Regions from separate parts of the Homo sapiens genome. Here region 1 is linked to region 2. Evidence: read pairs that join two places in POLR2A ChIA-PET (ENCODE). Cell type or tissue: IMR-90. All regions are shown on one strand. Links, peaks and the distances in the headings refer to the core of each region. The heading gives the core; the rest is flanking DNA.

Evidence for each region. ChIA-PET counts read pairs that join two places held together with the same protein. Peaks named below come from ENCODE experiments on the same cell type or tissue, not always from the same donor. Only the 100,000 strongest peaks of a DNase experiment are listed, where the experiment ranks them.
Region 1: POLR2A ChIA-PET joins it to region 2 with 13 read pairs; 9 of 35 experiments call an interaction of 5 or more read pairs at or near these places.

The regions. Positions count from the first base shown.
Region 1 is chr11:126,414,437-126,425,109 of GRCh38, forward strand. KIRREL3 (kirre like nephrin family adhesion molecule 3) reads right to left here. Exons shown (of 17, transcript NM_032531.4): 17 at 8,922-10,587. The coding sequence ends at 10,144. ST3GAL4 (ST3 beta-galactoside alpha-2,3-sialyltransferase 4) reads left to right here. Exons shown (of 11, transcript NM_001254757.2): 11 at 1-202. Among named protein-coding and RNA genes, the nearest start is that of ST3GAL4, 64 kb to the left of the region's middle. RefSeq lists an enhancer at 2,058-2,352 and silencers at 2,119-2,248, 2,349-2,518. In IMR-90, for the core only: no CTCF peak of the experiment used is centred there; a DNase peak (open chromatin) is centred at 5,585; H3K4me3 peaks cover 245 bases; H3K27ac peaks cover 469 bases.
Region 2 is chr11:126,284,664-126,300,849 of GRCh38, forward strand. TIRAP (TIR domain containing adaptor protein) reads left to right here. Exons shown (of 5, transcript NM_001318777.2): 2 at 5,799-5,922; 3 at 6,140-6,298; 4 at 7,814-8,392; 5 at 9,005-10,270. The coding sequence starts at 6,232. The coding sequence ends at 9,024. TIRAP-AS1 (TIRAP antisense RNA 1) reads right to left here. Exons shown (of 2, transcript NR_187388.1): 2 at 9,633-9,931. Among named protein-coding and RNA genes, the nearest start is that of TIRAP, 9.7 kb to the left of the region's middle. RefSeq lists enhancers at 445-524, 8,145-8,649. In IMR-90, for the core only: no CTCF peak of the experiment used is centred there; no DNase peak of the experiment used is centred there.

The DNA.
Region 1 (10,673 bases), core at 2,427-10,426, 130 kb after region 2:
ATGGCCCCACCAAGGCCTAGACACGGCACTGGCCTCCCAGGAGGGCAGGGGCATTGGGAATGGGTGGGTGCCCTCCAGAGAGGGGCTGCTACCTCCCAGCAGGCATGGGAAGAGCACTGGTGTGGGGGTTCCACCGAGAAGGGGACCTCATCTAGAAAAGAGGTTACAAACCTACCATTAAACTATTTTTCCTAAAACGGAAGCAGTTGTGATGTCCTGTGTCCTTTCAGGTGGGGGAAGGCATGGGACAGGGTGTGGCAGTGGGCAGGCTTGTTAGACCAGAGCAGGGCATGGTCACTCAGGAAATAATGACTTATTGAGTCCAGTGTTGGGTGCCCGGTCATGCATTATCACCCTGGCATAGCAGGAGAGTGAGTGGTGCTCACAGCACCCGTCTGCAGGCACCCAGCCTGGCACCCGGCACCCTGGGTTACTGCCCAGAGGAGGGAGGGGCTGGAGGATGCCAGACGAGAGTGCCAGAGTCCTCTCCCACCTTCCTTCCTCTCTTCCCCACCATTCTTCAGTTACCCAAATCTCATGCTTGGGAGGTATGTGTTTTAAGGACAGGGGTGGGGTCAGACAAAGAAAGCCAAGTTTCCCTTCTCAGATTAAGTGGGAACCAGAAAATGGAGTTTATGGAAGGTCTTGCCAGCGGCCCAGGCTGCCAGGATGGGATGGGCAGGCCTGGAGGGCAGTGTGGAAGGGATTTGGCAAGGCCTAACAGCCAGTTGCTGGGCCAGGGGATGAAACGGCTTCTTTCCTAGGTCTTTAGCATCCTAACAATCCTGCCGTTTGCCTGTCTCTCCCGCCTTCGTTCTCCATCTTCCCAGATCCTGCTTAGCTGCCAACTGGGCTTCCTGCCACCCCACAGCTGTTCCTTTACATCTGGAGCCAGGAGGGAGAGTTGGAACTCCCCACTTGGGGAATGGAACTGGCAGCTGTATTCCTGGCTTTCTCGGAAAGAGTTGCGGCCTTGAGGTTTTGAGACAAGCCAGGCTGGGACAGGACAGATAAAGAGGGGCAGCAGTTTGGGAGGAACAGAGGAAGATGACATGGTTCTCCACAGAGCGTTGGAATGGCCTTGTGGACACCCACTTCATCCCCCAGAATGGCCCCAAGGACCCTCCCAGGGAACAGAAGGGCTGCTCTCTCAGCAGCCTGGCTGCTTTGCCAGGGGAGAGGGGGGTTCTGAGAGCGAGTAGAGCCCCAGCATCTGCAGCCCCAAGCCCACTCCCCTCCACACGGGCAAACTTTGTCTTGAAGGCTGTGTCCTGGGGAGCGAGCTTGCAGACAGCAGGGGTTGTGAGCGTGTGGGGATCTCAACTCTGCTCACCCCGATGCGTCCCCAGCTGCCGCTCATGTGGAGATGCAAGGGAGTGTCCGTTTTCCCATCCGGGGCCATTGAGAATGGCTGTCTGCATACATGATCCAGCTGGCCTGGACTGAGGCCACTGCCTGTTACTGAACGTGCCTAAACTCAAGCTAGAATCCGGCACACAGGGGTGGGTCAGACCCGTCTAAACTCCACACACGCACACATGTAGATATGGGAGCATTTTACATTCTTGGTGGGTTGTTTGTGATTCTGTGTGCGGACAGTCCTTCCTGCTCACATACTGAGAAGACTGTGAATGCGGGGTGTGTGTATACCCAAATAGACCATTGTTTGCTTGGGGGGGTGGGGATAGCTTTCTCCAGGGTGCCCAACATCCTACGCAGATTGAGGCAATACTGGCCAAGGGTCGGAGCTGAGAATGGGGCTTTGATGTGGGGCTGTTGGATGGGGTTCTTTGGTTTTCTGGGAAAGGGACTTTCAGTCTTCAATTAGCCCAACCAACGGGAATGAACTGCCTGCCAGCCTGCCTGGGACTGATTAAACCATACCCTGGAAATGAGGAGGGGAAAGAGCACAGTAGGGCACGTGCTTGAGGGCAAGTCAGGAGATCTGGGTTCTCCACCAGCCTCTGTCGCCTTTTTCTGTAAGAACGTGGGCCAGTCATTTCTCTGCAACAAAAGGGTGGGTCCAGCTAAGGAGAACCGCTTGTCTCAGAATTACCTAGGGAGACTTGGGAATAGAGATTCCTGGGTCTCACCCAGGCTGCTGGGGACAGCAGGATCATCGCACGGGCCTCTTGACTCTACGGCCTGCGTGTAAAGCCTGCGCTAAGCCCCAGTGTCCTTCAGCGGCGTCAATTAGGCGCACGCGCAGTTTCCTCTCCGGAGGGGCGGGCAGGGCAGGGGAGGGAGGAGCTACTGATGTAGCTCGCCCCGCCCTGGCGTCAGGGCCGTGCAAGCGTTGTCCGCATGGGCGCCGCGCCGACCCTCGCGGCCGTGGGAACCCGCCCGGAATCTCGCAGGGCCTGTCGCGCTTCGTCCAGGTTGACGGCCTCCTCCCCGCGCTTTTCGGGATGCTGGCCCCGGCGCCCCGCCTCAGGCGAGGCCGGCCCCTCCCTGGCAAGCGGCTCAAGGCTTGGCGACGGCTCAGGGGAGGCTGGGCGGACTAGGGGGCCGCGCCCCTCCGAACTCTCGCTGGGCCTCGGTCATGCCACCTGCTTTGGGTTCATCGCAGAGGCTGGGGTGAAACTGCCTTAGGTTGCGAGGGAGTGGAAGAGCTCTGTCCCATCGAATTTAGATCCTGGAAGTCCACAGAGGGGAAACTGAGGCCCGGAGGAGAGAAGGGACTCCCCGCTTCGTCACCTTGCTGGGCAGGATAAGAGTCAAGGTCTCTAGTGCGGGAACACTTATAAATGTTACTCTGTGTTCACATCACATGGTGTGCCTTAATTTTGGATGCCAAGGATTTTATTTACATTTTCCAAGGACACAAATGCATTCCGTTGCTTTCCTCCAGAGGCTGCCTAGCCTACGAGGAGTTTGAGCTTGGAACAGGTTTTTGTGGGAGACAGTAAGGTGCGATGCACACCAAATAGGGACAGTTGGACCGTGAGTTCAACTCCCTGCTCTGTCGTTTAGCCGAGTAAACCTCTGCTTCTCCATCTGCAAAGCAGTGATCATGCATGTCTCTCTCACAATGAGGTTTTAAAGACCTAATGGGAAAATGATCATAAAAACATTTTGTAGAGTGTAAAGTATGATATCAATATTAATTGGAAAGCTGCCTTGCATCGTGGAAAATGCCAGAGGGTATGAAACAGGTTAGGTACATTTGTAGGGCCAAATACTTGGCCAGGTAGTGAGTAACATGGCTGGTTACAGAAAAGTCTTTGTCTTCAAATCACCCACAAGGTAGGTAGGGGAAGGTAAGACATCAGTGAAATGACTGCAACACAGGCTTTGCATAATCAAACGATGAATAGTGTTTAAACTGCTTTATATTGGTGGTTTTCTTTTTCTTTCTTTCTTTTTTTTTTTTTTTTGAGACAGAGTTTCACTCTTGTCACCCAGGCAAGAGTACAATGGCAGGATCTCAGTTCACTGCAACCTCCGACCCCCGGGTTCAATGGATTCTCCTGCCTCAGCCTCCCGAGTAGCTGGGATTACAGGCGCCTGCCACCACGCCCAGCTAATTTTTGTATTTTTAGTAGAGATGGGGTTTCATCATGTTGACCAGGCTGGTCTCAAACTCCTGACCTCAGGTGATCCACCTGCCTCGGCCTCCCAAAGTGTTGGGATTACGGGCGTGAGCCACCGCGCTCGGCTATTAGCGGTTTTCAAGTTGAAGTCGGACACCTTTAGGGATTCTTGGGGAAAGAGATTTCTTGGGAGACATTATCCATTTCAATGGTACCTAGCATGCCACAGTAGATTCCTAAACAAAGGTTGAGAAGTATAACCTGAGTTTGTCAGCTCTATTCTAATCTCTCCAACCTTTTTGAAGTCTTCATTATAGCTTCGGAAAACTGTTAGTTTCCAACATTCCCATAATTCTGTACTAGATGTGGTTCCAAGAAATCAGACCTTTCTGACTTAAAAGTTTAAGGAGGGGTATGCGCGTGGTGTGCGTGTGGGTGTGTGTCTGTCTGTAGTTATAGCTGGTTTTCCTGTCCAGTTCAATCTCATTGAGTTTATCTCTCTTGTTAGAGATTTTTGGGATCCTGTGCCCAATAAATAAGAAGAGATGAACCTTGAGTCTCATTAGATGACAGATTTTTGAGAAGCTCAAATGTATGGGAAGGCTCCACTTCTTCACTTAAAGGGACTGCAGATGGTGTGAAGCAGGTGGGAGAGACCCCAGTGCTAAGAGGGTTATTACAACAGGGCTTGGCAAGAATTTTTCAGGGAAAAATGAACTTTGGGAGGCGGGTGCTGTTTTTTGCCCCATTTTGGGTTCCCAGGGAAAGGTAACAATTTAAACACACACCACCTGAACAGAGACATAGCTTCCTCTCAAGAGCCTTGGAAGGCTGGGAGAGTGGTGTTGGGTGGAGAGAATGAGAGCAGGCTCAGATGTTGAAACAACCCTAGGGGATTGGAGTTGGAATTGCTGAACTGAGCTAGTCCAGAGCCATCTATCATTCTGAGTCTTCCCAAAACACTATTTACACAGATCACCAACTTTCACACTTAAGGAGTGTCTCCCCGTTTCTCTTCTTACTAAGCATGGAGCTGGTGGAGTCTGGTTGGAGATAGCCTTCAGGTCTGTGCTCTTTTTCTCAGTGAATTTATGTTGCACTGATGGAGCCCTTGCATGGCAGGAGAGCTAGATAAACTTTTAATTTCTGTTAAAAGTCAAATAGGAAGCTCTTATCTGAAAATTCTGCTTAAATCCTTGTCTGCATCACTTTATCTCTACTTGCCTTCTTCTTTTAGTATTTCTCTGAAGTGCAATGCCCATTAATGTCACAAATGTACTTCCTAGTCCTTGGGCAGCAGAGCCTGGCCCTTTATTTTCCTTGCAAAGGAGGTGAAAGTGGTAACTTGAACTTAGTCCACCTGGACTTTGTCTCATAGAAAGTGATCTTCAGGCCGGGGCCAGTGGCTCACACCTGTAATCCCAGCACTTTGGGAGGCCAAGGCGAGTGGATCACCTGAGGTCAGGAGTTCGAGACCAGCCTGGCCAGCATGGTGAAACCCCCATCTCTACTAAAAATACAAAAAAATTAACTGGCCATGGTGGTGGGCACCTGTAATCCCAGCTACTCGGGAGGCTGAGGCAGGAGAATCGTTTGAACCCGGGAAGTGGAGGTTGCAGTGAGACGAGATCGTGCCATTGCACTCCAGCCTGGGCAATAGGGCGAGAGTCTGTCTCAAAAAAAAAAAAAAAAAAAAAAAAAAAGAAAGTGATCTTCAGAGGGATGAATCCCTTCCTATATTCAGCTTCTATCCAGAATAGTACTTTTTCTCTTGCATAACTGGGTATAGATTTCAGATAAGCTCCATTTAGTTAAACTCCAGTTATTTCCAGGAACATCTGGACTCCCTGAGACCTCACTAGCCTTCTTTTTGAGCATTAATAGTTTAGATTCACCATAAAGAAGACAGTTACAAAGAACCATTTTTTGAATGTTTTCAGCATTCCAAGATATTGCCAAGGGCCGTAAGGTTAAGGAACAGCGGAAAGAAATGCTATTTCTTGTCTGGTATTCTCCAATCAGGGAACTCAAGGAAGCTCTCTACTCAGGGGATGAGGCTGTCTCAGCCCCGTGGGTGGGCTAAGTGGACTGTTTCCGAGAAAAGCACTGGGAACATGGAGTGGCAGGCAGATATTGGCAGAGGCATAAATATAACCAGGGATGTAGATGACAATTTGATGACGTATCTTGTGAATGGTGTATATTCACAGAAGGCCTTTTAAAGATGGAGGCTGTGGGAGTAGGAAGACTTATAGGGCTTGTAGTAATGAAAGCTTTCAGTGTATGTCAAAGAACTTGCTGTTAGCGAGGACGGGAGGAGGGCCAAGGAAGAATGGCGGTTAGAGAGGGAAAGAATTAATGGTTTTGCGGCAAACATGGACTTGGCCAGGAAAACAATTCCTTATTTCTAGAAAGAAGAGGAGCTTTTAAATTTTTTAAAATTTTTCTCAGTTTATGACCTGGTTAGGAACACTGAAACATAAGGAGTTGGGGAAAGGATGGTTGGAGGCTCACTGGAAATGAGAGGCGGCTATCAGTGAATGAGCTCTTTATCAGTGACTCCCAGAGACTGCTGCTAATTTTGATTTGAAAGCTGCAAATTGCTGGTATGTGGTTACAGTTCCTAAGAACAACTTAGATAAGAGATTTTCAAAAGCCGTTTTGAAAGGGGAAGTGAAATTTAAGATTTAGTTGTCATTGGTCTACATCTAAGTGTTTGTTTCTTTAGATGTGCACACCAAGGAGCATTTAAAATAAAAATCTATTTGCAAATTAAGATAGTCTTTATTTACATTTTTATATTTTTATTTCAATAAAAAGTGTGTTTTATAGAGAAAGCTCCCAGAGAAGAAACTAATCTCAAGACTCCCTTTTGTCTTTTTTTTTTTTTTTTTCTGGTGCCAGGACAAACCGCACACATAATACCTGGGAAGAACTAATCAAACGTGTGTGTGTGTGTGTGTGTGTGTGTGTGTGTGTATGTACCTTGTGCCTTCGGTTCTGATTCCATAATAGCAAATGACCCAAGCAGCACATACTCCTCTCCAACCAGGAAGTGAGAAATGGAATTTTGGTTGACTCCTTTCTCTTGTTCTAAGAAATCTCCCAAGGACTGCACCATGTTTGTTTTCATTTCCCTGGCTCCTTTCCATTCTGGAAACTTAAAATCGGCTTCATGGCCTCTTGCTTTATAGAATTTGTTCAAAAAGGCTTCGTCAGAAATGGATTTGATGTGACATTTTTGCTCTTCACGTGAAAGTACTTCCTATTCCCTGAAAGTGGAAGAGGTGGTGGAAATAACCCTGGCCTTGGCCGACTGATCTTGAACCTGAGAATTAGAGACTGGGCCTCCGTCCAGTGACTCTGAGCCAGTAATGAAGTTTAAAGCTATCGGAAGACTGGCTGCCGTCCTTGGTAGAGGTGGGGGTGATTTGATACACAGAAGAGCTTTGTTTCCCAGGGCTTTGTGGTCTTTCCGGGTCATTTGGGGACTTAGGGTGGAGGACGCCAGTCTTGCCTTCCTAATGGAGCTGTGCTTGTCCTCGCCCGGCCTGCCCCAGAGCGCATGCTAGCACAGTCTTGCCTTCCTAATGGAGCTGTGCTTGTCCTCGCCCGGCCTGCCCCAGAGCGCATGCTAGCAGATGGCCTTTACCATCAGCCACTTCCAGCGACATTCTAGGATGAATGTGTGTATAAAGCTCATGTTTGTCACTCGTTAGCGCTTGACGCTGGGCAAGTTTTCTGGCTTCTTTAAGCCTCAACCCACATCTGTAAAATGGTGATACTTCGTAGAATTGTGAGCATTAAATAAGATTACAAATGTAGAGCACTCATTTTATTTAATGTGAAATCACCTATGGGGGAATTCGGGGCTTCCCACTGCCTTTGTTTTTCAGCACCTCCCTTCACCAGCTTTTCTGCACCCCCACTCATTTGTGAGAAATAGATAGTGCTGGAGACAGCTGAGGGATGTACTCAGCTCAGTTCAGGCTTCTCAATGCCCCAGAGTCCTCCAGATCCCCCTCATTTTTTCCCTCCATGCTCTTGTCTCTCACAAAGATCATCCTTGTGACCTCCTATCCCTTGGGCTATTCTTTGCTGCATTGGGCATTGGACAGTGCTAAGAGGGTTGGGCACCGTGCAGCCTAGTGTTTGCAGCTGCCCCGGTGCGCTCTGCTCAGTCCATATTCTTACCCTGGGTGTGCCGAGGGACAGGACAAAGGGCTTATTTTATAGAACATATTTCTTCCCCATTCTTCTCGTTTATAATTTTGGTTTCCAGGAAAGAATGGAAGAATGGGCACCTCCACCCTATTAGTGCACACTCTGTGTGTGTGTGTGTGTGTGTGTGTGTGTGTGTGTGTGTGTAGCAGGAGCAAGGGGCAGGGTCAGCTGTGCTGAGGACTAGGAGGTAAATGGTCTACGCATATCCAAGGTGGGAAGACCAAGAGAAATAAGAGAAGTAAATGAACAGATCCTCTAAAGTCATCTTTTCCTTATTCCAGCACACCAAGGCATTGTGCATATGGTCTTGGATCCTTATTCTCTGTTAGCCAATGGAAAACATATATGGAAAGAAAGCAAGCAAGCTTGCTGAGATTAACCTAGAGAGGGCAGGGGCCAGCATCCTGATGTCTATGCTAGGCCAGCATGGTACCAGCAGCAGAATGTGGGCTGTGGACATACACTTAACATTTCTGATCAGTTTTTACTCCCTCAGGCTTAGGGGCTACAAAGGAAGATAGCCAGGTTTCTGGGAAATTTCGAAGCACTTGGAAATATGATCGAAGCAGAAAATTCCTCTGAGTGGAGGAGCTGTGTAGGCTGTGTATAGAATCTGTGGATTGGGACCATCCAAGGAATCAGTGTCTGGAAAGAAGCACAAACTGGTGTGATGAAGGTTCCCATGATGGGTAAGAACTACCAGGGAAGGTTGGAGAAGAAAGGTTTAAAACTGACAAGGAACCTCCAAGCCACCTTAGGGACAATTTGGGTTCTTTAAAGTTCCATTTGAATCCCACTCCCTCAACGAGCACTCTAACTTGCCCCTGTTTATCCACCCCATCTGCCATGACCACATCAAACTTACCCACAAGCGAGGCCCTTCTTAGAACACTATTTGAGTTGTATATTAAAATGTTAGGGTGCCTGGTGGTCTAGACTCTTTCCAGCGGGTCTTGTTCTCTGAACCTCTAGAGGAGGGAACTTTGCCTTCAGAATATTGCTGAGAGGAAGGGTCCAGAATGGCCTGGCCAGTATCTAGTGTGACCACTCTGCCTCTGAGCTATATTTGGCTGAGTCAGGTGGCTGGTGAGTCCCACACGTCCTCTGGATTGAATCCACCCACAGGGGAGAGGAGTCAGCCTGTAGGTTTAATTGCCACCACAATCAGAGCTATCAACTGCCTTTATTGTCTAGGAAGATTGAATCAAAGGAGGGCAGAGAACCTTGGGTTCCCAACGCATTCTATGAGCTCTTGGGTTCTTCCTGTGGCTTTGTAGGAACAAAAGAACAGAACAAACATGTTGGAGTAGTGTCCCTAACATTTATTTCAGGTGGTGACTAGGAGGGTTGAGGTGTAGATATACTTCCTCTCTTCTCGTGGAGCCTTACTGAAGACAGGATCGCCGTTCTTGTGTTTATCAGCTGAGAAGGGCAGTCTCGCCATCTTAAAGACCTGCCCTCCAGCCCCTTCAAACGCCACACTTCCCAGGAAGCACTCTCTCCATAAGTGTTCAGAGAACCCTGACCAGAGAAGCTCCCGCACTTCTTATATGAACTCCGATTGTGCTGAGGGGGAGGGGAGGAGTACACAAAGCAGGAGGTGGGTGGGGAGGCTGGGGTCACACAGCCCAGGAGGGGCACACCCGGCGAGGTGCTCCGTCAGCACAGGCTCCCTCCTCCCTCCCTCCCCCCAGTACACCAGGCTCTGACCGGACCGGTCCCACCGCAGAGTTCAGCGGCATCAAGTCCAAGGACAGAACTGCAAGAGTATGGACACAAAACACCAAACAAATTGGGGGTGGGCTCCCGGCCAGCCTGGTGAGAGAGAGGCTCCTTTAGCCAAGGCCATTTCTGGCTTGTCAGCCTCCAGGGTATGGGCTATGAGCAGCAGTGGGGAGCCGGGGTTTCTGGGGCAGCTCAGTGCTGGGAAGACGTCATCCCCTTCTCCCCAGGGCTGTATGGGAGCACAGGCACAGGGGTAGGTAGAGCTTCTGGTCAGCGAGGGGTAGAGCCCACAGAGAGACCAGAGAGTGGACCGCAGTTTCATGAAAGCAGAGTTATAGCTGCCACTTGTGCCTGTGGGCAGAGCAGGTGGTAGAGGGGCCTCCAGGAAAGGGCCGGGGACACGGGTGTCCAGCACTAAGCACAGCGCACTCAGCCGCAGCCTCTGTCTGTCTCCCCACCCGCCCACCTCTGGCACACAGCACCTGGGGACCCAGATTTGTGCTTGATCAGAGCTTCGAAGGAAGGCAGTGGCAGAGGCGCTGGGAGGCTGTCCTGGAAGTGGCCAATTCTGGTGTCCTCTGCAAAGTACCCCTCGTCCCTGGACAACCAGAACGTGCCCTGACCTCTTCCCTGGCCCGTCCCCACCCGCGGTGTGTGATCCTTAGACGTGAGTCTGCATCCGCCGCTGCAGGGGTCGACTGGGGTCAGAGTTCTGGGACGAGGACTGGGAGTGGTGGGAGGAGGAAGCAGAAGCCTTGCTGGCCTTGTCGAACTGCACATAGCCATCCTGCTTGCCGCTGCTGCTGACGCTGCTGTCACACTGCGTGTCCAGGAAGGAGCTGCTGTCGCTGAGGGAGCCTCTCTGGAACTCCCGCTCACAAAGCTCGATGGACGAGCTGCCCATGCCCAGCACAAACCGCTGCCCGTAGTCGTAGAGGCGGCCCTGGCCGCTCAGGGTGCTGTAGATGTTGGTGAAGGACATGCCTGTGGGCACACGCTGCTTGCCCGCAGGACGCAGGTCGGGCTGGCAGCTGGAGAGGGAGATGGTCGGGGTTGAGTGGTGCTCTTTGAAGGTGTTGACGCTGTAGTAGCCATTGGTGGGGTCCTGGATGGGCGAGAGGAAGAGGAGCGTCACCTGGTGGAGTCTCCACTGAGCGTGGCTGGGGTTTCCAGGCTGAGCCCGTCCCCTTA
Region 2 (16,186 bases), core at 4,714-12,713:
GTCAATATGGTGAAACCCCGTCTCTACTAAAAATACAAAAATCAGCCAGGCGTGATGGCGGGTGTCGGTAGTCCCAGCTATTTGGGAGGTTGAGGCAGGAGAATCGCTTGAACGTGGGAGGCAGAGGTTGCAGGGAGCCGAGATTATGCCACTGCACTCCAGCCCGGGCGACAGAGGGAGACTCCGTCTCAAAAAAAAAAAAAAAAATATGTAAGCACTGCTGTTTGAGTATATTCGTAGGACTGAAATTGCTGATGTGTGTATGCTCATCTTAGTCTATGGCCAAACACTTCTCCACCGGCAGTGTTCGAGTTCCCATCCCTGCACACTCTTACCACTACTTGATAGTCTTTTTCTCTGTAGCCATTTGGCTGAGTGCCCAGCAGTGATGCATTGAGGTTTTAGTTTGCATTTCTCTGATGACTAATGAACTGTTTTGATGTCTATTGCTCATTTGAATATTCCTTTTGTGAAGTGCCTGCTCAATTCTTCTGCTCATTTTTCTGTCGTCTTACTAGTTCCATTGAGTCCTTGAAATATTTGTGATATAAGACATTTATTGGATATATGTGTGTGTGTGTATATATATATATATATAATATATATTTTATTTGATTTTTGAGACGGAGTCTCTGTCACCCAGGCTGCAGTGCAATGGCGCAGTCTCAGCTCACTGCAACCTCCGTCTCCCAGGTTCAAGCGATTCTCCTGCTTTAGCCTCCCGAGTAGCTGGGATTACAGGCACCTGCCACCACACCCAGCTAATTTTTGTATTTTTAGTAGAGATGGGGTTTCACCATGTTGGCCAGGCTGATCTTGAACTCCTGACCTAGTTATCCGCCCGCCTCGGCCTCCCAAAGTGCCGGGATTACAGGTGTGAGCCACTGTGCCCAGCCCTGGATATATATTTTTAAACATTTTAACCCTCGGGAGATTGCCTTTTCACTCTCCTATTTATGTCTTTTGATGAACAGAAGTTCTTCATTCTAATGTTTTTTATTTTATCATTTTTTCCCCTTATAGTTGTATTATTTGAGTCTGGTTTTTAAAAAATCTTCCCTAGCAAGAAGACTCAGATAAAAGTAAAATTAAAGCTGGGCATGGTGGCTCATGCCTGTAATCCCAGCACTTTGGGAGGCTGAGGTGGGCGGATCACTTGAGGCCACGAGTTAGGAGACCAGCTTGGCCAACAAAGCAAGATCCTGTCTGTACCAAGAAAAATTAAAAAATGAAAAAAATAAATTAGGTAGGTGTGGTGGCTCACGTCTTTAATTCCAGCTACTCTAGAGGTTGAGATGGAAGACTGCTTGAGCCTTGGAGGTTGAGGCTGCAGTGAGCTGTAATCACAACACTGCACTCCAGCCTGGGTGACAGAGCAAGACCCTCTCTGGAAAAAAAAAAAAAAAAAAAAAAAAGGTCGGGTGTGGTGGCTCATGCCTGTATGTAATCCCAGCACTTTGGGAGGTTGAGGTGGGCCAATCACTTGAGGTCATGAGTTCCAGACCAGCCTGGTCAACATGGTAAAACCTCGTGTCTACTAAAAATACAAAAATTAGCTGGATGTGGTGGCGAGCACCTGTAGTCCCAGCTACTCAGGAGGCTGAGGCACAAGAATCACTTGAACCCAGGAGGCAGAGGTTGCAGTGAGCTGAGATTGTGCCACTGCACTCCAGCCTGGGTAATGGAATGAGTCTGTCTGAAAAAAAAAGAAAGTCATGGGTCCTTCTCACAGTCCCAGGTGTGAACACAGGGGGCCACCCTAGGTCTGCACCATAGTCTACAAACCTCTTTGAGAACACTGTGTTGTGTCTATCAAGCTATAAATGAATTATATTCAGGACTTTAAGTGACATTGTCCTGCAAACCATAATTAATCCTACCCAAACGTTTTAGCAAGTGTTTGAGAACAAAACAGCCTTTGAAACCAAAATTCTTTTAAATGTAAAGTCAAAGTCAGGTGAAGTATAGATGGTAATTTATTTATTTAAAGATGTAAAAACTGTTTCAAACAATTTGAACCTTTAAACAGACCAGGTTTTAGCACTCAACTGAAATCCAATACTTTCTCCATTCATTGGCCTGATCTAATCAGACACAGTGTAGTAGTTTCCTATTGCTGCTGTAACAAATTGCCACAAACTTAGTGGCCTCAAACAACACACATTGATTATCCTGCCGTTCTAAGATGGGTCAGCAAGGCCGTGCTCCTTCTGAAGGCTCCAGGAAAGAACCCATGGACTTGCCTTTTCCAGCTTCTAGAGGCCACCTGCATCCCACTGCCGCCTGCTTCCCTTGGCACAGCTCTTTCGTCTGCCTCAGACCTTCCTGCCTCCCTCTTGAAAGGATCTTTGTGGTTACATTAAACTCACCTGGGTAATCCAGGAATCCCTCCCCATCACAAGGTTCTTAATCACAGCTGCCGAATCCCCTTTTGCCACGGAAGGTAACATATTCTCAGTTCCGGGGATTAGGATGTGGGCCTCTTTGTGGGCCACTATTCTGTCTACCCCAGATAGTGATTCCTGCTTAACAGAAATCGAATATGAACTCTAAGAGATACATATTCTAATTATATGCCTTCACAGGCTCCAGTACATTCCCTATATAATAGAAATTGGAGACCAGTTTGATATTGGATACTAAATACACTTTGGATTTTTTTTTTTTTATTTTTGAGACTTGAGTCTTGCTCTGTTGCCCAGGCTGGAGTGCAGTGGCATGATCTCGGCTCACTGCAACCTCCACCTCCCGGGTTCAAGTGATTCTCCTGCCTCAGCCTCCTGAGCAGCTGGGATTACAGGCACGCACCACCACGCTTAGCTAATTTTTGTATTTTTAGTAGAGACAGGGTTTCACCATGTTGGCCAGGCTGATCTCAAATTCCTGACCTCATGATCCGCCCACCTCGGCCTCCCAAAGTGCTGGGATTACAGGCATGAGCCACTGTGCCCAGCCCACTTTGGATTTTATACAGCAAAACTCCATAATGTTTCCTTTACATCAGTTTCTGCACATAATATTGGAAAAGCATTCTAGAAAGCACTAAAGGTATTGTGCTACTTCTTTTCTGAAGAAATTCTTTACTAATTTTCTTTTCTTTATTTTTTTGAGATCGAGTCTCGCTCTGTCACCCAGGCTGGAGCACAGTGGTGCAATCTCGGCTCACTGCAACCTCTGCCTCCCAGGTTCAAGGGATTATCCAGCCTCAGCCACCCAAGTAGCTAGGATTACAGGTGTGCGACACCATGCCTGGCTAATTTTTGTATTTTTAGTAGAGACAGGGTTTCGACCTGTCGGCCAGGCTGGTCTTGAACTCCTGAGCTCACATGATCTGCCCACCTCGGCCTCCCAAAGTGCTGGGATTACAGGGGAGCACCAGCACACCCGGCTAAATTTTGTATTTTTAGTAGAGAAGGGGTTTTGACAGGCTGGTCTGGAACTCCTGAGCTCACATGATCTGCCCACCTCGGCCTCCCAAAGTGCTGGGATTACAGGCATGAGCCACTGAGCCCGTTCCCTTTACTAATTTTCTATCAAGTCATAGTTCTTACAAAGTGGGTATTTTTGGTATGATTCTACTTTATGAATTTTTTCAAAGCACAAAGAAAGCGACTGCGTATTAGACCACACAGCAAATCAGAGAATAGGCAGAGCTAGTGAGTAGAGCTTCCAGTTGGAGATTTGGGTTCATTACCTTACCTACTTGTCAACCACATCTCAAGATATGATGACAGTTACCAGGTCTTGGAAAGATTAACACGTGTTTGAATATGTGACAGTTCCACAGCTCCAGCTACAAAAGAACTGAAAAGGAACAGGGAAGGTGCATGGCGTCTTGGATTCCAGGAAGTAGGCAGTGTGTATGGTTACTGGAATTTACCTGCCATCTTGCTCAATTATCCTGTCAAAGGTGCTGTTATTTTTCTCTTTAAAACGTTTCCATGTTTCTCATGAGGGCTTATACCACCGCACTTCTGGTGGCATATACTGCTGGACAACTGGATTTCTTCTTAACCAAGCAATGGAAAAGCAATTTCCCCCAATTAGCATGCGTTGCCAAAAGGGCAAGTCATTTCATAAAATGAGAAACTGAAACTTTAAAATCTACATATATTAAGTAGATTAACATATTATGTTAATTTTTAACCTTTAGAATATTTACAAATCAAATGATGCTCTAGTTTACAAGTGCACCAAGGCCAAATAATTAATATTAAAATTAAAACAGAATTGAAAAAATATTTAAAAAATGCAAAAACCAAGTGACATCATGTTTACTACTGGGGGCAAAAAGGCATCCTGAACGGCCCTAGCTGCAGCCTACCACTTAGGCTGTCTGAAATCCCAAGCATATTAGGAAAGAAAAGAAACTCATATACATACTCATAGTCAACGTCCAGTGCCGTTTTGGTGGCTTCACATTTAGCTGTGTTGCTTTTTCAGATGTCTTCTCTGGTTCCTGTACCCATTCCAACCCTTTGCTCTGCCTCCTTTGCTGCTATGGTTTAAGTTCTACTTCTTTTTTGAACTTTGATATATGATCACAAATCCTCAGCATCCCTTGTCTTCTACGCATCAGTGAACAAAGCATTAATGTGCAGCATAGAATGACATTCTTTAATTTTTTTTATTGAGATGGAGTTTCGCTCTTGTTGCCCAGGCTGGAGTGCAGTGGTATAATCTCAGCTCACTGCAACCTCCGCCTCCAGGTTCAAGAGATTCTTCTGCCTCAGCCTCCCAAGTAGCTGGGATTATAGGCGCCTGCCACCATGCCCAGCTAATTTTTGTATTTTCAGTAGAGACAGGGGTTTTACCATGTTGGCCAGGCTAGGCTTGAACTCCTGACTTCAGGTGATCCGCCGCCTTGGCCTCCCAAAATGCTAGGATTACAGGCGTGAGCCATTGTGCCTGGCCACATTCTTTAAATTTTGAAACCTTTTATTTTAGTGTGTCTAATAATACTTGCTTCCATGAGTTCTCAGGTTTGTTTTGATCTCACAGATCCACCAAAGAGAAAGCAGCCCTGTGCCAGTTGCTCTGCCAGCCTTTCACAGGAGAAGTGTCACTAGAATACTACAGCCCCCACAGGCTCTGCTCCACAGAAACTTAAGGCTGAAAGAGTGTCCGCCATCAGGGACATCCTCTGTCACTACGGTGGGAAAAGAACATGGCAGGTTGCCTTTCTAAGGGATTCTTGGGCCTTTGTATTTCCATATAAATTTAGAAGCAGTCTGACAACCTCCCCACCAAAAAACCTAAAAAACAAAAATCTTCTAGACTTTGGAACAGCACTGAATTAATGATCAGTTTGGGAAACGTTAACATTACAAGTTTAATAAACCATGAACATAATATACCCCTCCAATATCTAGATTATTTTATATACATAGTAGCCCACATTTTCTAAGCATTTATTACATGCCAGGCACCATTAGGACTTTACATAAATGATTTCATTTAATCTTCACAATAATGCTGAGAAGGAGGCTCTAGTACTTCCATTTCACGGATGGAGAAACGAGTTTAGCAAGGTGGCCAAAGGTCACGGTTAACCAGAGATGAGAATCAGGCACTCTACCTGCAGTCTGCAGTCTGTACCACTTTTTGACATGACCTTCCTGAGCTGACGGCTGCAGGGGCGATGGGTCTATGGATGGAGTTATTCAGGGGGAGGCAGACTTGGAGGAAAAGTCTCCCAAGATTTCCTGCATGTGCTCTCTCTCTACTGTTCAGCTTCTGTCTATCTGGATACATAATTATTTGTCCAAATAGCAACTGTCCTTCTTCTGCCATTTCAGGCCTTACATAGGAAGTCCTTCTAAAGAGCTGCCTGCCAGCTGCCCTTCCCCAGATCCCGAATATCCTCCTGGCCAGGTGGAGCAGAGAACAGTTCCTCAGCTGGTCATGCTGAGCTCATACCCTGTAAGTCTGACCACACTACACAGCTTTGGCTTTATCTAGAATCCAGCTCCAATCACAGTCGTGTCTGGCCCTAATCTCATGAGGAATGAAAGACCCATTTAGAGAAGAAGCCTCTGTCAGGCATTAGGAGAGAAACAGAACTTCGCAGAGCTCATCCATGGGGAATGAGAGCAGGGTAAGTGCAGCCTTTGTGATTCTCTCTCTCTACCCTCTGTAGGATGGCTGCTCCATGAGGTCAAGACTGGGTCTCCTCCCTCCTCCCCCTTCACCAATGCCTGGTCTCACGGGGCTAGTTTTGACCCCCACGCTATGGCATCATCGACCTCCCTCCCAGCTCCTGGCTCTCGGCCTAAGAAGCCTCTAGGCAAGATGGCTGGTGAGTGGAACCGGACTCGCGACTCTGCTGTGTTCCTGAGTGTAGTGCTCAGCCTCCATAGGGCGCGGTGGGAGGCCTGCCTGGTCCAAACTCAGAGAGACGCAGGAAGGCTGACGTGGGGAACTCCTGACCTGAATTCAGGGCCTGGATGCTTTGTGGAGAGTGAGGAGGGGAGGCCTGCGTCAGCTCAGCCAGATCTTTATCCTTTTGGCTCAAAGGTTTTCCAGGCCTGCTCAGCTAGCTTTCCTAGCCTGGAAACCACTGTGCTGAGTGCTTAACACTGTCTCTTGTCGTCCAAATCTTTGTTCCAGAACCATTTAGAGGAGAAGCCAAGCAGAGAGAGAAAATGAATCAATCCCCACCACAACTATCTGTCCTTATCAAAGGCTGGGGAAGCTGTTTTCATCTCCTTATGGAGTCCCATACTCCAAACACAGACCTGAGCAGTGTTTCTCCCCCACAGACTGGTTCAGGCAGACCCTGCTGAAGAAGCCCAAGAAGAGGCCCGGCTCCCTGACATACCTGACACTGCATTATCTCAGTTAACTTTCAGCAACTAAGACAGGTCCACAAGTCCACAGTCAAAGCCGTGTCCCTGACTCCAGAGTGTGGGTTCTGAATCACGAAGCTCTCTGCTCCTCAGCAACTCTGAGCAGTAGCCTCTTCCCCATTTAGCGACAATCTAGGATTTCTTGGGGCCAAACAGATGCCAGTCCTCCGTACCCCTTCCTTCCTGTATACGTAGCCCTTCCTAATCTAAGTCCACCTCCCCTCAGTGCTGAAAGTGGGCTTTGGGACTGATGGATCCTTGCTAGCATAACGTAGCTCTGCCTGCAGACTCCCGGTGGTTGACTAGTCAGCTCTAGTGGGAAGTTCTGCTTAAGGTGGGCTGGGCTGGGGGTACCAGATATCAAAGGGCCTGGAGTAGTGCAAGGCCATTTCTCTTAACCAGGCTGGTGGAACACTCTCACATAAGGATTCCAGAGTTCTGACACGTCCAAAACCTTTACCTTTAGAGGGCACTTTTAGGCAAGTCCCAAAAGATAAACAAAAATAGCAGAGTGCTGGGCACAGTGGCTCACGCCTGTAATCCCAGCACTTTGGGAGGCTGAGGCGGGCAGATCATGAGGTCAGAAGTTCAAGACCAGCCTGACCAACATGGTGAAACCCCGTCTCTACTAAAAATACAAAAATTAGCCAGGTGTGGTGGTGCATGCCTGTAATCCCAGCTACTCAGGAGGCTGAGGCAGGAGAATCGCTTGAACCTGGGAGGCAGAAGTTGCAGTGAGCCAAGATCGCACCACTGTACTCCAGCCTGGGTGAGAGTGAGACTCTGCCTCAAAAAAAAAAAAAAAAAATAGTGGAGCAACAGGTCTCTGAGAATAAGATGTTTCCCAGTGCAGGGAGGTGGGCTGCAGTCTGTCTGTCCTCCCTGTGAGGTGGGGCTCCTCCCTGTGTGGGCAGTGAGAGGGCACCTGGTAACACACAGGCCTGAGCAGTGTTTCTCCCCCACAGACTGGTTCAGGCAGACCCTGCTGAAGAAGCCCAAGAAGAGGCCCAACTCCCCAGAAAGCACCTCCAGCGATGCTTCACAGCCTACCTCACAGGACAGCCCACTACCCCCAAGCCTCAGCTCAGTCACGTCTCCCAGCCTGCCACCCACACATGCGAGTGACAGTGGCAGTAGTCGCTGGAGCAAAGACTATGACGTCTGCGTGTGCCACAGTGAGGAAGACCTGGTGGCCGCCCAGGACCTGGTCTCCTACTTGGAAGGCAGCACTGCCAGCCTGCGCTGCTTCCTGCAACTCCGGGATGCAACCCCAGGCGGCGCTATAGTGTCCGAGCTGTGCCAGGCACTGAGCAGTAGTCACTGCCGGGTGCTGCTCATCACGCCGGGCTTCCTTCAGGACCCCTGGTGCAAGTACCAGATGCTGCAGGCCCTGACCGAGGCTCCAGGGGCCGAGGGCTGCACCATCCCCCTGCTGTCGGGCCTCAGCAGAGCTGCCTACCCACCTGAGCTCCGATTCATGTACTACGTCGATGGCAGGGGCCCTGATGGTGGCTTTCGTCAAGTCAAAGAAGCTGTCATGCGTTGTAAGCTACTACAGGAGGGAGAAGGGGAACGGGATTCAGCTACAGTATCTGATCTACTTTGACTTTTAGGAGACAGCCCTGTAGCCTAGTAGTTCAAAGCGCAGCTTCTGGAAAAGGCTGTCGGGGTTTGTATCCTGGCTCCTGCACTTATTAACCCATAAAAAGTAACTTGGCCAAGTTACTCACCCGCTCTGTGCCTTGGTTTCCTCACTGACCAACAGGTTTCCATTGCTATGAAATGAGAACAGTATATACACGAAGGGCTCAGAACATGGCCTAGCACATGTATTCATAACAGGCAGCGCCTAGCACAAATCAGGTCCTCAAGTTAATAGCTAGTAGTAGTAACAGTAATAGCATTAGGTTTCTCTGAGATCAGGCTGGAGATGTCCATCAAGAGCTGGGAAGGTGCCAGGAGGGACATTGGTTTAGTAAGGCAAAATGATGCAAAATAATAGGAAAGAAGTGCATATAAGTGTATCTGGGGAGGGCCATGCTATTGCAGTAGGTTTGGAAGTGTAATAGATAAAAAGATAGAAGAGGCAGGACCTGTTGGGGAAAACAGATGCTGGGTTTGGGAGGTGTGACAACGCTGTGATTGGTCTCTTTCAGATCTGCAGACACTCAGTTGACACTTGTTATATCATGGGACCCCGGAAATTGGAGTGAAGCTAGAAACAGAAAACCCATGCAGGGCCTCGGATTCCCACAAATGTGACAAGAGGTATAGGGAGTGAGTCACAGCGCTTTGCTCGTGACCCTGGGATCAGAGCACCCATCAGGCTTCCATTACTGTGGGCTCCCTAAGAAGACCATGGAGAGCTTGGGGACTCCCCCAGGAAGGCCGTGAAGCTGGGGATTCCCCCTAGGAAAGCCATGAGGAAGCTGGGGACTCCCCAAGAAGGCCATGAGGAAGCCAGAAATTGGAGGTGGTAGGAAGTGGTACTGATCAATGATGGCCAGCAGGACTCATCTCCTGCCTAACTGGACAGGAAGCCTGGCACCCACTTCTGTCTTCCCCTGGAACTGGGCACTGGCGTACACTGGTATCCCTCCTAAAGAAGTGACTCACCTGACTGATCAGCAAGAAGCCTAGATTGCAGGCCTCACCATGGATGGTCTTCCTAGTTGCCTGGGGAAACCCTGGAATGGGCATCAGGAGAAAGCAACAAGAATCCAGTCCTTCACACTCACACTACTCTGTTCCTCTTCCCAGAGACATCGATTCACTTCAAAGAGCTGTAGGGAAGATGCAGTCAGCACTGCACTGTATTTTTTATTTATTGCCTAGGTGCCATTAAAGACACAAACCTAGAAGCCTAGAGGCCATTCTGAATATGGGGGTGGGGTGGTGGAGGGAGCAAGTGAAGAGATGGGAATCCAGGGCTCAGGGTTCAATGCCTTCACCTGAGATCACAAGCCCATGGATGCTGTGACATCTGGGAGCTTCATCAGTGGTCTGGCTAAAGCTGATACTTTCACAGTCACCATCTTCACCTTTGGACTGGGAAGAATCACCATTTTTCTTCTGGCAGATGACTGTATTCCTTATAGGACAGGCAAGGTTTCATTCATCTGTTCTCAGTAAGTTTGTTGTTGAACTGAAATGAATTTCATTATTTCCTCCAATGTGTACTTTTGTGCCCCCCTCTCACTTCTCCCTATCATGACCCCTCTTTTGCTGAAAAAAATTTTTATTATTTTTTCTATCTCTAGTTCTAGAAAGAGAAAATTTATTTTTTAAATTATAAACTATTTTGCCAGGCGCCATGGCTCACACCTGTAATCTCAGCACTTTGGGAGGCCGAGGCAGGTGGATCACCTGAGGTCAGGAGTTCAAGACTAGCCTGGCCAATATGGTGAAACCCTGTCTCTACTAAAAAAACAAAAAAAATCAGCTGGGTGTGGTGGCGGGGGCCTGTAGTCTCAACTACTCGGGAGGTTGAGGCAGGAGAATTGCTTGAACCTGGGAGGTGGAGATTGCAGTGAGCTGAAATCACGCCACTGCACTCGAGCCTGGGCAACTGAGCGAGACTCTGTCTCAAAAAAAAAAGGCCAGGCATGGTGGCTCATGCCTGTAATCCTAGTACTTTGGGAGGCTGAGGTGGGCAGAATACAAGGTCAAGAGATCAAGACCATCCTGGCCAACATGGTGAAACCCCATCTCTACTAAAAATACAAAAATTAGCTGGGTGTGGTGGCGTGGGCCTGTAGTCCCAGCTACTCGGGAGGCTGAGGCAGGAGAATTGCTTGAACCTGGGAGGCAGAAGTTGCAGTGAGCCGATATTGCACCACCGCACTCCAGCCTGGGTGACAGAGTGAGACTCCATCTCAAAAAAAAGAAAAAAAAATTATTTTATTATGCACAAAAGGATTAACAAATAATATGTCCACTCATGTGCCTACCACCCAGTTTAAGAAGCAAAACCTTATCATCCCTTATAGTGGTCCCTTTGTGCCCTGAATTGCAGTCTCCCCTTCCCCCACCAGAAATAACCAGCATTTTGAATTTTGAACTTCTTGCTTTTAGCTTTTCTCTATACATTTACTACATATGTATGCACCTCCACCAGCATACTGTGTAGTTTTACATGGTTTTATATTTTATGTAAACAGCGTTACAGCGTTTGTATTCTGCAGATTCCTTTCCTTGTTCACCAAATGTGAGATTTATCCATGCGGATGGATGACATGCCAGTTATTAATAATACACTTTCATCCCACGATGTAAATATGCCACCATTTAGTTACACATTCTTCTCCAAATGGGTATTTGGTGTTCCTAGGTTTTTGCTATTAAAAACAATGAGCCTCTGAACTTTTTTGTACATTTTCACAAGCAAGATTTTCTAGGATTTAGCCTAGAAAATCCTGCTGGGGCTGGGTGTGGTGGCTCATGCCTGTAATCCTAACACTTTGGGAGGCCGAGGCGAGCGCATCACTTGAGGCCAGGAGTTTGAGACCAGCCTGGCCAACATAGTGAAACCCTGTCTTTACTAAAAATACAAAAATTAGCCAGGCATGGTGGTGCACGCCTGTAATCCCAGCTACTTGGGAGGCTGAGGCAGGAGAATTGCTTGAGCCTGGGAGGCAGAGGTTGCAGTGAGCTGAGATATCGCACCACTGCACTCTAGCCTGGGTGACAGAGCGAGACTCCATCTCAAAAAAAAAAAAAAAAAGAATATACATACTATTTTTCTAGAAGATGCCACAGTTTCTTCCAAATTGGCTGTACCAATTTAAGTTCCTACAATTTGTGTTTAAGAGTTCCCACTTTTTCATGTTCTTGCTAACGTTCAGAGTTATCATATTTTTAAATGTTTGCTAATCTGGTGGATGAAAACTGGTAAACTATTGTTATTTTTTTTCCTTTTCATCATTTTTATGAAAAAAAAAATCAAGCATATACTGAAAGGAAGAAGTTTGATGAATCCCTATGTGCCTGTCAGCTAGCTTCAACAATTACCAACTCTGAGCTACTCTTTTATCAATAATACCCTACTCATATCTCTCACTCCCCACAAGATCATTTGAAGCAAACCTCAGAAATCACTTTATTCCTAAATATTTAAGTATGCATCTCTAACTTATTAAAATTTTTTTGGTTTTGTTTTTTGTTTTTCTGAAACGGAATTTCACTCTTGTTGCCCAGGCTGGAGTGCAATGGCGCAATCTTGGCTCACTGCAACCTCTGTCTCCCAGGTTCAAGTGATTCTCCTGCCTAAGTCTGGGATTACAGGCATGCACCACCACACCCGGCTAATTTTTGTATTTTTAGTAGAGATGGGGTTTCACCATATTGGCCAGGCTAGTCTTGAACTTCTGACTTCAGGTGATCCACCTGCCTCGGCCTCCCAAAGTGCTGGGATTACAGGCGTGAAGCACCACGCCCAGCCTGAAATAATATTTTACCTTTTACTTTGTGCTTTTTGTGTTTTACTCAGGAAGTCCTCCCCTACATCTGTTTTCTTCTGTATTTCTTTTCATATTTAGGTCTTTAATCCACCTGGATTTTTTGTTTGGGTTTTTGTTGTTCTTTAGTCAAAGATCCAATTCTTTTTTCTATTTAAATAACCATCATTGACTGACTAGTCCATCCTTACCCCACCCCTACTGATTATGATGTCACTGCTGTCACATATTGTCATACGTGGGGGGCTGTTACTGGGTTCTCCAGTCTCCTCCCTTTACTTTATCTGTTTGTGTATCCCTGTGCTGGTGCCACACTGCCTCGTTCACTGATGTTTTTAATAAGCCTGCACCATTTGTATGTCAATTCTTCCTGCTCTTCTTATCCATCAAAAATCACTTTAACTTTTCTTGTTCCTTTACTCTTCCATATAAATTGTTTATTCAACCATCAGGTTCCAGGAAAAAGCCTGTTAGTATTTTCATTGGACTTACATGGAATTTGTAGATTTTGAAAAAACAGATATTTTTATGAGTCTTCCTATTCATAAAAATAGTATGTCTCCATTTACTTATGTCTTTAAGTGTATTTCAGTAAAGCTTTCTATCTTTTCCACATTGGTCAGCTCCTCTTTTTATTAGAATTATTCCCTAGCATTTCATATTTTCTGTTGCTGTTGTAAAGGGTAATTTTACATTTTTATCTATTACTGATATAAAGAATTGTAATTTATTTCACATATTGATCTAGTATTAAGCAGCATGCTGAATTACTTAATTCTATATGACTATAAACTTTGCAGGGACTTGCTGTTGCCCAGGCTGGAGTGCAGTGGTGTGATCATGGCTCACCACTGCCTCGACCTCCTGGGCCCAAGCAATGATTCTCCTATCTCAGCCCTCTGAGTAGCTGGGACCACAGGCCTGTGCCACCACTCCTGACTAATTTTTCTGTACTTTTTGTAGAGATGGGGTTTTGCCATGTTGCCCAGGCTAGTCTTGAACTCTTGGGTTCAAGCCATCTGCCTGCCTGGTCTTCCCAAAGAGCTGGGATGACAGGTGTGAGCCACCACACCTGTCTTGTTGAATTTTCTATAAACAGTCATACAATTTGCAAAAGAAAACAAAAACTTTAGTTCCTTGTGTGGTTCCTAAGGCCTCCAATAAAACAAAGTGACAATAGCAGCCATCCTTGTCTCATTCCTTAGAAGGAATGCTTCACACATTTCTCCACTAAATGTGTGCGTTGTAGGTTTTCTGATACATAATTTTTTCTTTTTTTTTTTTTTTTAGTCTTGCTCTGTCGCCCAGGCTGGAGTGCAGTGGCGCAACCTTGGCTCACTGCAACCTTTGCCTCCCAGGTTCAAGCGATTCTCCTGCCTCAGCCTCCCAAGTAGCTGGGACTACAGGTGCGTGTCACCACACCCAGATAATTTTTTGTATTTTTAGTAGCGATAGGGTTTCACCGTGTTAGCCAGGAGGGTCTCGATCTCCTGACCTCATGATCCACCCACCTCGGGCTCCCAAAGTGCTGGAATTACAGGCATGAGCCACTGCACCCAGCCTTTTTTTAATTATTATTTGAAGAATTTAAGATTGGAATTAATTGCTCCTTGAATGTTTGGTAGACTCATCTGTAATACCATTTGAGCCTAGAATATTCTGGTTTTTTTGAGACGGAGTCTTGCCCTATTGCCCAGGCCGGAGTGCAGTGGGATTACACGCGTGAGCCACCATGCCTGGCCAGAATATTCTTTATTGTAAAATTTAAAGCTGTAATTTCAATGTCTTGAAGAGTTATAGATCTAATTAGATTTTCCATTTCTCCTGGAGTCAATTTGGTACAAACAGTCAATAAAGACTACAAGACCAGTTTAAGTAGATTTTTCAGTTTGAGTGTCCTGGATCATGTACACAATCATGAATGTGAAGTCTGTCTGCATGAAGAATCATCTGTGGTTATAAATTCTTAGGAGGTTTTTTCCTTCTTCCCTCTGGAACAACGGTTGAAGCAGGCAAGTTTCCTAATCACCTTCTCTCCTTTAGTAGGGCAGCATTTTTCTTTTTTATAAATAGTTGGCCTGGCCAGGCATGGTGGCTCACGCCTATAATCCTAGCACTTTGGGAGGCCAAGGCGAGCAGATCACCCAAGGTCAGGAGTTCGAGACCAGCCTGACCAACGTGGCGAAACTCCGTCTCTACTAAAAATACAAAAAAATTAGCTATGCGTGGTGGTGGGTGCCTGTAATCCCAGCTACTCAGGAGGCTGATGCATGAGAATCGCTTGAATCCAGGCAGCGGAGGTTGCAGTGAGCTGAGATCGCGCCACTGTACTCCAGCCTGGGCGACAGAGTGAGACTCCGTATCCAAAAAAAAAAAAAAAAAAAAAAAATTGTTGGCCCCTTCATTGAGCTAGTGGACCTTCAGGGTTCTTAGCTCTATAGAAAGTTCTGTATCTTAATTCCTCTTTACATAAGCTCAGGTCTTGTCTCTTGTCCCTTGAATCGGGTCCTAGACGTCTAGAGATCAGCAATGGCCCTTAAAATAGCTTCCACCTTAAAAATCCCCTTACCACTCTATAGATTCAAACTCCCACATCATTTTTGGTTCCTGCAAATTTTACTTTTTTGAGAGCTCAGCAACGTAACTAAAAGAATGTTTTAAATTTTACATCCAGAATGTTCGGGTATTTTGTAGCTGACTTGTTTTCAGTTTAGTCTGTTATAATCCCTGAAATGGAACTGGGAAGTATCCAATCCTTCTTTAGACTAAAAAAGAAAAGATTTGGGAGGTTTTTTTTTTTTTTTTTTTTTGAGACAGAGTCTCGCTCTGTCACTCAGGCTGGAGCACAGTGGTGCAATCTTGGCTCATTACAACCTCCGCCTCCAGGTTCAAGCCATTCTCCTGCCTCAGCCTCCCGAGTAGCTGGAATTATAGGTGCCTGCTGCCACACTCAGCTAATTTTTGTATTTTTAATAGAGATGGGGTTTCGCCATGTTAGCCAGGCTAGTCTCAAACTCCTGACCTCAAGTGATCCACCCGCCTTGGCCTCCCAAAGTGCTGGGATTACAGGCGTGAGCCACCGCACCTTGCGTGGGAGAAATTTTAAGATTTCTGAAAAACAATTGAACAGGGCTTTATAATAAATGAGTAAGCTAATACAGCATTGTCTAGTAGAACTTCCTTTGATAATGAAAATGTTCTCCATCTGTGCTCATACGATAGCCACAAGTGGATATCAAGCACTTGCAAAGTGGCTAGTGTAACTGAGGAAATGAATTTTAACTACTACCATAAAGATTCCTTTCACACTGAGGTCTGGTATTTAATAGAACCTCTGGTAGCTGAGGCTTCCTATGAGCTCATCCTTTCCTTGGCATTCTTTTTTTTTAAGAGACAAAGCCTCGCTCTCTTGCCCAGGCTGGAGGGCAGTGGTGTGATTATAGCTCACTGCAGCCTCAAACTTCTGGGCTCAAGTGGTCCTCCCACCTCAGCCTCCTAAGTAGCTGGGACTACAGGTATGAGCCACCACGTGGGGCATGAGCCAGGCCTTTTTGAAGAGTAGAATTCTGGTTTTATATTTTAATCAAAATTATACCCATATTGATTAATTTTGCCGCTAATGAATACATTTCTCTACTATTTCATTTCAAATGTTTCTATTTTGCTCATTATATTTTAGCTACACAGGTCATTCCTTTTGAGACAGAGTCTTGCTCTGTCACCCAGGTTGAAGTGCAGTGGCGCGACCTTGGCTCACTGCAACCTGCACCTCCTGAGTTCAAGTGATTCTCCTGCCTCAGCCTCCCAGGTAGCTGGGATTACAGGCGCACACCACCACACCCAGCTAATTTTTGTATTTTTAGTACAGACTATGTTTCACCA